Linked DNA regions of Homo sapiens: region 2 is linked to region 1. The links are chromatin contacts, found by Hi-C or POLR2A ChIA-PET in ENCODE. All regions are on one chromosome and are shown on one strand. Each heading gives the region's core, a stretch centred on a gene start or an enhancer-like site at or near the end of the contact. The rest is flanking DNA. Distances are from core to core; before and after follow the strand shown. Region 1 holds the start of LYRM9 (LYR motif containing 9). Region 2 holds the start of WSB1 (WD repeat and SOCS box containing 1).

The links. Hi-C counts contacts between places; a loop is a spot of excess contacts on that map. ChIA-PET counts read pairs that join two places held with the same protein, here RNA polymerase II (POLR2A). Pooled maps may share reads with other maps.
Region 2: a map of B cell shows a loop between it and region 1 (8-fold over the local background). The contact joins the promoter of WSB1 here to the promoter of LYRM9 in region 1. A Hi-C loop is called at or near these places in 4 of 168 maps with a recorded cell type or tissue (B cell, CD8-positive, alpha-beta T cell and naive thymus-derived CD4-positive, alpha-beta T cell), 3 of 37 single-sample maps with no recorded cell type and 12 of 50 pooled maps. POLR2A ChIA-PET finds 5 or more read pairs at or near these places in 3 of 52 experiments (B cell, WTC11 and activated naive CD4-positive, alpha-beta T cell).

Annotation. Positions count from the first base shown.
Region 1 is chr17:27,891,526-27,895,775 of GRCh38, reverse strand. LYRM9 (LYR motif containing 9) reads left to right here and starts at 2,411. Exons shown (of 4, transcript NM_001076680.3): 1 at 2,411-2,459. RefSeq lists a silencer at 2,230-2,779.
Region 2 is chr17:27,292,005-27,296,254 of GRCh38, reverse strand. WSB1 (WD repeat and SOCS box containing 1) reads right to left here and starts at 2,141. Exons shown (of 9, transcript NM_015626.10): 1 at 1,820-2,141. The coding sequence starts at 1,859. It overlaps MIR4522 (microRNA 4522), which reads left to right and starts at 2,259; the gene lies at 2,259-2,345. RefSeq lists enhancers at 1,863-1,922, 1,933-1,992, 2,363-2,412 and a silencer at 2,113-2,322.

The DNA.
Region 1 (4,250 bases), core at 1,162-3,661:
TGTCCTCTTCTGGCATATTCACCCATCACCCCATGGCCCTCACCCTGTGTTCTGGCAGGATTTGAGACATGCAAATTGCAAGCTGGTAAATAGCAGCTTTGCATATTTTGAATAGAAGAGAACAACGTGGTACCACTCATTCTGTTCTCAGGGAAATCTGAGATAATAGGGAGCAAGATCGAGGGCAGACCGAGGGTCTTAAGTATTTTCTTAAAAGTGTTTATTATGCTTATTAAACCTATTGTACACTGATGAATTAATTTGAATTATTTACATGGTCACCCTTGGAGACAATAACCTGATTTAATCAGAGGATGCAAACGTTATCATTTCTCTTTGAAATCTAAAAACAGGTTTAAACTGGAAACGTCAGGACTTCTTGTATCTTTCCCTACAAATACTGGTTACAAATCTGCAGTTGTCAGGCTAAATGACATAATGTCAGAAATCAAGAGAATGTGGTGTATTTCTTAGGAAAGTCAATAAACTCCCCTGTGCGAACATGTCCCCTGGACAGTGGGTGACTAATTTCTCAAGTAAAAGGTCTTTCTATTTTGTTTATCTGTAAATATCATGCACTGTCTGACATAAGGGGGTTCATCTGCTAAAATTTCAGTGTATAGGAAAATGACATGGTAAAAATGGTTGGGGTTTTATCAGATTATGAGACTGGTGTCATTTTAAGTGAATGTTTGGACTAGTAAAAATTATTTCATTTTACTATTGAAGCTGTAAGAACCTAAGGTTGCTGTCAAGTTGAAAGGTTCAAATTCAATTATTTTCAAATCTAGGTTTCCATTGTGACTTGGAAAAAAAATTAGAGATTATTGTTCAAATCTCTCCTACTTTGGATTTTTTTTTCTTAGTATTTGGATGTTTATAAGAAATTGTTGTGAAAGTTAAAATCTTGTGCGTTTGTAAAATTGGAAGAGGCACAAGTGATTCTGAAGGTGGAGCCTTTCAGAGGTAAAGCAAACAGCTTGCATCTTCAATATTTTATGAGATCTAGGTATTAGAACCATGTTTCTGATGCAGGAATACAGCTATCTAGGAACAAAAGGGAGATGAGACTACAGAACAGACTGTGAAATTTCTTAAAATTATTAAATGATCCTAAGACTGAGCACAGGAGTGGATGATGTTACTGCAGATTGTTCTTAATAAGGGCTTTAAAAGCTTAATGATTTATTGATTGGCTCTGCATTAATGACGTGCCCTTGATTATGCATGTGTAAATAAGAGGGCTGATTTATGAGGGTACAATTGTATCTTTCAGATATATTTGTCCAAGTCTACATCTTTAAAATAAATGGAAGCAATTATCTGAATATTTCAAGGGAGGGAACCCCACCTTCCCATCCCCCACCCCCGATTTGAGGGAAGTCTAGTATGTTAGGTGAAGAGAAAAAAAAAGAAAAGAGGAAGCTCTAAAGGGAGTTAGGAACAAAACAAAACTTCCGTTAAGAAATATCCCTGCTTCTCTTATCCTAAGAGAAGAAAAACAGATTCCCAGGTGCCACCGGGGAGCAATGTTTTACTTAAAAAAAAAAAAAGAAAAAGGAAAAAGAAAAACCTGTAAGAAGTTGTCCTGTTAAATCAACGACACATGGAGTCTGAAGGAAATCAGCCTTTTCGTTACAAACAGGTTTAAAAAGCCCTGGAGAAGAGAGACGTGAACAGAAGCAATATTATCCACTAACAACCTAACTCCCGCTTAGACATCAGCTGAGAGATCAGCAGCATCATTGAACAGGGGGGTTTGTCTTAAGATAATGACTCATCTTGATTTCTTTCAGGATATAAAACTTGTATTTAAATCAATTCAGAGAAGCACTTGAGCTTTAAACATTAGAGAGCAGGGAGAGCCTATTTAATAAACAGCATTATTTCATTTTCAAAGAATGATACTGGCAGTAGCTCTAAGTTTAAATTTTGTATTATTTTCCTCAATTATAATTATAGATGGGTCTGAAAGGAAGCATGCTTATTACTGTCATATTTATTCTTTTGACAGGTGTTATGGGACTGTAATTTGGTGAAATGATTCAAAACGCAGATTCCTATCCAAACACAATTCTTGTCATCAACACGAGAGGTTCAGGAAAAGTCCTCCAGCAAGCCTTTCAGAGATCTTGAACACCCCATATTCATAGCACAATCCATATTCAGGAATAAGGAGGAGAGAGTGCCTTTAGGGCTTATATCCGGCGTAGCAACAGCCAGAAGGCAGAGTGGGTGTTTGAGGTAACAGGTAACGAAGGCTGTTAGTGGGGACAGCTTTCAACTGGGTGGGGTCGGATCTAGGAAGAGGCACCCAGTAGGACCCCGAGTCCCGCGCGCGGCCGGCAGAGGGCGCTGGGCTCACCGTCGCCGGGCAGGGGCGGTGCCGCTCAGTCCCCGGGGCGCAGGCGCACTCGTCGCCGCGGCGGCGTCCGGGGCTGGCGTTCCCCTGGAGGCTGGTGAGCCGCGCTGCGCAGGCCGAGGCCGAGGGCGGGGGCGCGGGGGCAGCGGCGGCCGGAGCCACTGGGTGGCGGGGGCGGGCTAGGGATGTGGAGGCCTCGGGTGTCCTCGGATCTATTGAAGACCTAGGGGCGACCCGCGCCGGCACCTTTTCCCTTGCGGTCTGCGCTCTTCCACCGGAGAGCTGAGTGCACCGGAGCGCGGCGCCCGGGCTTGACGCAGGCCTGGCCGGGCGGCCTCGGAGGAGCAGGAAAGGCCTGCAGCGCGAGCTAGGGGCGCGAGGTCCGGGGCAGCCCGGAGGCCAGCCTCTCAGAGGCTCACGGGCCTGGCCACTTTTAAAAGGAGAATGTCCCCTCCACCGTCCCTCTGCCCGCGGCACCCGGTGGCCGGAGCAACCTTGTCGTGATGATTTATGCTTCTGCGTAAGAGCAAGTTGCTCCGTGGCCAAAACCCTTTCGCTCCTAGGATTGATCCTTTTTGTGGTTATTGTTTTAAAAAGTTTTATTGAGATATAATTCACGAAGCATACAGTTCACCCATCTAAAGTGCACAATTCAGTGTCTTTTAGTGTGTTTGCAGAGTTGTGCAGCTGTCACCATAATGTTTTAGAACATTACCCCCCAAAAGAAACACCTCCTTTAGCTGTCACTCCCCCCTCCCATCTACTCCCATTCTCCCAGCCCTAGGCAACCACCAATGTACTTCTGTCTCTGTACTTTTGCCTATTCTGGATGTTTCGTATAAATGGAATCATACATTAAGTAGCCCCTTGTGACTGGGTTTGTTCACTTAGCGTAATGTTTTCTGGGTTCACCTGCCATAGGTTCTTGACTTCAGGACAGTTTCCTGCTGGCTTTAGTTTCCTCTGGTAACTTGGGAATCAATTGACATCTATGGAACTTCTGTTATGGTTCAGGTACTATAAACTGTGGAGGAGTGACTAATAACCGTATATATATTTTTCTTACTAATTTCCCTTCATTTCACAGGTGTTGAACTAATACAGTATAGTTTCTTGTTCTTCAGAAGCTTACAGTCAGCAAGGAACAGAAAGCCAAATAAAGTAGGAAAGGGTAAGATGTTCAACGCTGGGCGCAGTGGCTCATGCCCATAATCTCAGCACCGTAGGAGGCTGAGGAAAGAGGATCACTTGAGCCTAGAATTTTGAGACCAGCCTGGGCAACATAGTAAGACTTCGTTTCTATAAATAATTAAAAAAATTAGCCAGACGTGGTGGCGTGTGCCTGTGATCCCGGCCACTTGAGAGGCTGAGGTAGAATCGTTTGAGCCCGGGCAGTTGTGACTGCAGTGATCCCTGATCATGCTACTGTACTCCAGCCTGGGTGACAGAGTGAGACCCTGTCTCAGGACAAAAAAAAAAAAAAAAAGATGTTCAAGCACTTAAGATGTGCCAGCCCCTGTGCTAGGCACTTTCCATAAGTTAGCTAGGTTGGTCTTTACAAAACCCCTGTGAGGTGGGTTATTCTTTTCTCCAGTTTACAGTGGGGGAAGCAGAAGTCCAGAGAAGTCAACCAGGTTGGCCAGGATTACACAGCTAGTAGATAGCAGAGGTAGGCTTTTAAACTAGGGTTCTTTGTCTCCAAAACCTGCTCTAAGTTCTGTCACATCGATTATAATCACAATAAGTGATTACAGAGCAGTGTGATGACTGTAATAGGGGTGTGAACAGCATGGGATGAAAGCCTGAAGGAGGTGACAGGGAACTGGATCTCTAAGGATGAAGGGGAATTCTTGAGGCAGGTGAAGAAGTCAAGGTAGGGGAAAGCACA
Region 2 (4,250 bases), core at 892-3,391, 600 kb after region 1:
AAAAAAAAGAAAGAAAAGAAAAGAGAAATCAGGGGGCTAGTGGGGGAACACTTAGTGGATGGTTCTACTTTATGTAGGTATGCTATCCATCTCTATCCATCTCTTAGAAAACAAAACCGGAAATCTGGGCGGGGTGGCTCACGCCCGTAATCCTAGCACTTTGGGAGGCAGAGGTGGGCGATCACCTGAGGTCGGGAGTTCGAGACCAGCCTGACCAACATGGAGAAACCCCATCTCTACTAAAAACACAAAAATTAGCCGGGCGTGTGCATGCCTGTAATCCCACCTACTCAGGAGGCTGAGGGAGGAGAATCGCTTGAAACCGGGAGCCGGAGGTTGCAGTGAGCCGAGATCGTGCCATTGCACTCCAGCCTGGGCAACAAGAGCAAAAACTCCATCTCAAAAAAAAAAAAGAGAGAGAGAAAACAGGACCGCAAAGTTTTCAAAATGGTTTATCAGGATGAAGTAAAATACAGATTTAAAAAAAAGGCAGATCACTCGTCTATAACATTATGGTGTACTAAAGTAAAAGAAAAACCCACTGGACTGATAAGAACTTTTGAGTTCTTTGTCCCACTTCGCGACATACTTTCTAGTCTTAAAATACAGTTAAAATAATAACTGGACACAAATTCTGTGTTCTTTGCATCTTTTTTTTTCTTTTTTCTGTGTGAACTCTGCTACAATTTTTTCCCTTTTTTTTCTGTGTTTGTATCTTTAAAAATGGTTATTAAAACCAGGGTTAAAGTCCCTTCCTAATCAATCATCCCTAAGACAACAAAAGTCCAGAATTCTAAAACAGCTGTTTCTAGATATAAAAATTCACCCACATACAAAATAGTGCGCGTTTTGGCTACTTCAGCCTCTTCCCTTCTCTAGAAATAACTCCTCCTTGTACTTAGTAAAGGCACACATTCACTTCAAGAGTAGGAAAATGTAAATGCTCTCTGCTCAGCGGCCGCAGCTAATTATTACTTCACACAGTAAGATCAGTGTTTGCTAAGTGTTATCAGCCAATGTACAGCACCCCCCAACACCGTCAAACGTTGTTCCAGTTATTTTACTTTAAAAGAGGATTTAAATAATGCGACGTGCTTTCCACTGAGCCACTAAGTAGGTGTGGACGCACAACCTTCAACACTAATTGCCCTTTACTAAGCCGACCAGGGCTAGACACTAAGCCAGAAAAGCCTTTTCCAGAGTTTCCTCTTCCGCACAAAAGCTTTCCTTCTGTCACTCCACCCAACCACCCAGCTCCTCCCTTAAGTGTTTGAAAGATAATTCTAAAAGTCTCCTCCCCCGAACCGCTGCGTTTCTTAAGGCCACACCATTTTAAAAATACTGTATTGCTTTTGCCAGGCTGTTGGGACCTCTTCCATCTCATTTCTATCTAAGAGTGGTTGGTACACACGAGGACCCCCTCCTTTCATTACCGCTTACAACCCACAAGTTTACTTTTCCCCATTGTAAACCTAAAGTCCCTGAGTGGCCCTTCCCTGTCCACTCGACAGTCATGCCCTGAGCCAAGAACTCCCAGGACAAGAGCCCTGCGCGGACCTCCGACGAAGAAACCGGGGTCCTTGCCCGCCCCAGCCACACAGCAACCGCGAGGGAGCACAGTAGGTGCTGCATCCACGTCGGTGCCGTTTACCCCTCAGCCAACTCCCACCGAGGCGGCTTCCTCCTCCTCGCTAGTGGGCTGGCCCTGGCGCACTGGAGCTCTTCCCTCAGACTTGGAGTCGCTTCCTCCCAAACCTCCTCCGGGGAGTCCCTGCCTCTCCTCGGCCCTCATGCGCCCACCCACGGTCCCAATCCTCACCGATCTCTTTCTCGTTGACCCTCGGGGGAAAGCTGGCCATCTATGGGGCACCGTCTGATTCCGGGAATACGATGCGGACCCAACAACAGAGAAGAGAGTGGCGACCGCTGAGGGGCGTGACGCCAAGTTGGTCCCTCCCGGGCCCAGGGACAGAGGAGACGGGCGGGGGCGGCCGCTGCGGCTTCTGCTAACTGCCTCGGGAAAGCTCCCGAAGGCCTCAGACCAAAGTACGGAGTCAACCACAGACAATAGACCCTGTACCCAGCCTCGCGCCTGCGGAGGAAGACAGTTCCCCTAAAGCGCCGACTGCAAACGAGACACTGGAGTCAAAATGGCGGGCGGCGCCGGAGATATCTGGGCGGCAGGGGCGCGGCCACGTGACGTCACAGCCCGAGGCCCCCGCCTCCCGACGCACGGGACGTGATCTCCCCGGCCCGGCGCGGGCGTTGCCTGGGGGCCTCGCAGGGGGAGATCCAGCCCAGGCTGGTTCCGCTGACTCTGCCTGTAGGCCGGTGGCGTCTTCTGGGCCTGGATGGTCTAATATGGAGTTTATAAGCTGAAGTGGCTTTGAAAAGGGCAAGCAGAGAATTGTATTATTATTAGCCTCCTAGCTTAAAGATTGCATGGAACTTAAACTGGCTGAACCAAAAGAACAAAAAGACATTTCAGGTTTTCACTCAATTTGGCCAACTCCCCAGCCCACAAGTAATAGGGAACTGAAGGATGCACTGATGAAAAAGACAGGATGAAAATTAACATCGTTGTGCACCACCTGTCCAGCTGCGATTGTTCAGACCTGAGCCAGCAGGTTTTAGGAAGGGCCGAGGGGAACGAGAAGGAGACTCGGGCGTGATCGCGCCGCACCGCGCCGCGGGGCCTCTCTGGACTGCCTTTGTCCTGGCCAAGATGGATCCCACTGTCCTGGCCAAGATGGATCCCACTGTGTCAGCTCAGAATTGGCCCTTCCTCCACCTTACCTGAAGGCCTCTGGGAGGCACCTAGTTGTCCACACATCAGACTGATAAATGTGTCAGTATCTGCTAGATGCCAGCTTGGTTCCCGGTCACAGATGACGTATTTGCATTTTAATGGCTTCTCGTGTGGACCCTAAACATTGCAAAGGCCTGGGGCGTATAAGACTGGGAATTCAAATATGTGGCAGATATTCATGGGACAGAGTAGAGTGTTGCATAGCCGCTTTTTTTTTTTTTTTTTTTTTTTTTTTTGAGACGGAGTCTCGCTTCTCCCAGGCTGGGGTGCAATGGCGTGATCTTGGCTCACTGCAACCTCCGTTTCCCGGGTTCAGGCAATTCTCCTGCCTCAGCCTCCCCAGTAGCTGGGATTTGTACAGGCATGTGACACCAAGCCCGGGTAATTTTTGTATTTTTAGTACAGAGGGCGTTTCACCCTGTTGGCCAGGCTAGTCTCGAACTCCTGGCCTCGAGTGATCCGCCCGCCTCAGCCTCCCAAAGTGCTGGGATTACAACGTGAGCCACCACGCCCGGCTGCATAGCCGCTTTTAAGAGATCTCAAATGATAACACTGTAGGGCATGTTTACTTCATCTTTTCTTTGCATGAGTGTATTAATTCTTCAAATAGCGAAATGTTTAATAAAACATCGCCCCTCCTTTTTTTTTTTTTTGGTTATTTATTTATTTTTTTTTTTGAGACGGAGTCTTGCTCTGTCTCCCAGAGCAGAGTGCAGTGGCGCCAACTCGGCTCACTGCAACCTCTGCCTCCCGGGTTCAGGCGATTCTCCTGCCTCAGCCTCCCGAGTAGCTGGGACTACAGGTGGCTGCCACCACGCCCAGCTAATTTTTTTCATCCTTTTAGTAGGGAGGGGGTTTCACGATATTGGCCAGGCTGGTCTTGAACTCCTGACCTTGTGATCTGCCCACCTCGGCCTCTCAAAGTGCTAGGATTAGAGGCGTTAAGCTACTGCGCCCTGCCTGCCCCTCGTCTTTAAAAAAAAATCACTTTGTTAGGCTGGGGGCGGTGGCTCACGCCTGTAATCTCAGCGCTTTGGGAGGCTGAGGCGGGTGTCAGGAGTTCGAGACCAGCCTGGCCAACATGGTGAAACCCCCATCTCTACTAAAAATACAAAAAATTAGCCAGGCGTAGTGGCGAAGTCCCAGCTACTCTGGAGGCTAAGGCAGGAGAATTGCTTGAAACCGGGAGGCAGAGGTTGCAGTGAGCTGAGGTTGCACCACTGCACTCTAGCCTGGGTGACAAGAGTGAAACTCTGTCTCAATAAATAAATAAATCAATAAATCACTTTGTTAGCTTCAGTCAACGATATCTTGAGGACTCACTCTGTATCAGGCACTGGGCCTAGTTGCTGAATTTTTAGAGTAGAACAAAAGAAAAACTTTAATGCAGTCTTGTAGCTCATGTACCAACATTCATATCAGTCTGAGTTAATTCTTTTAA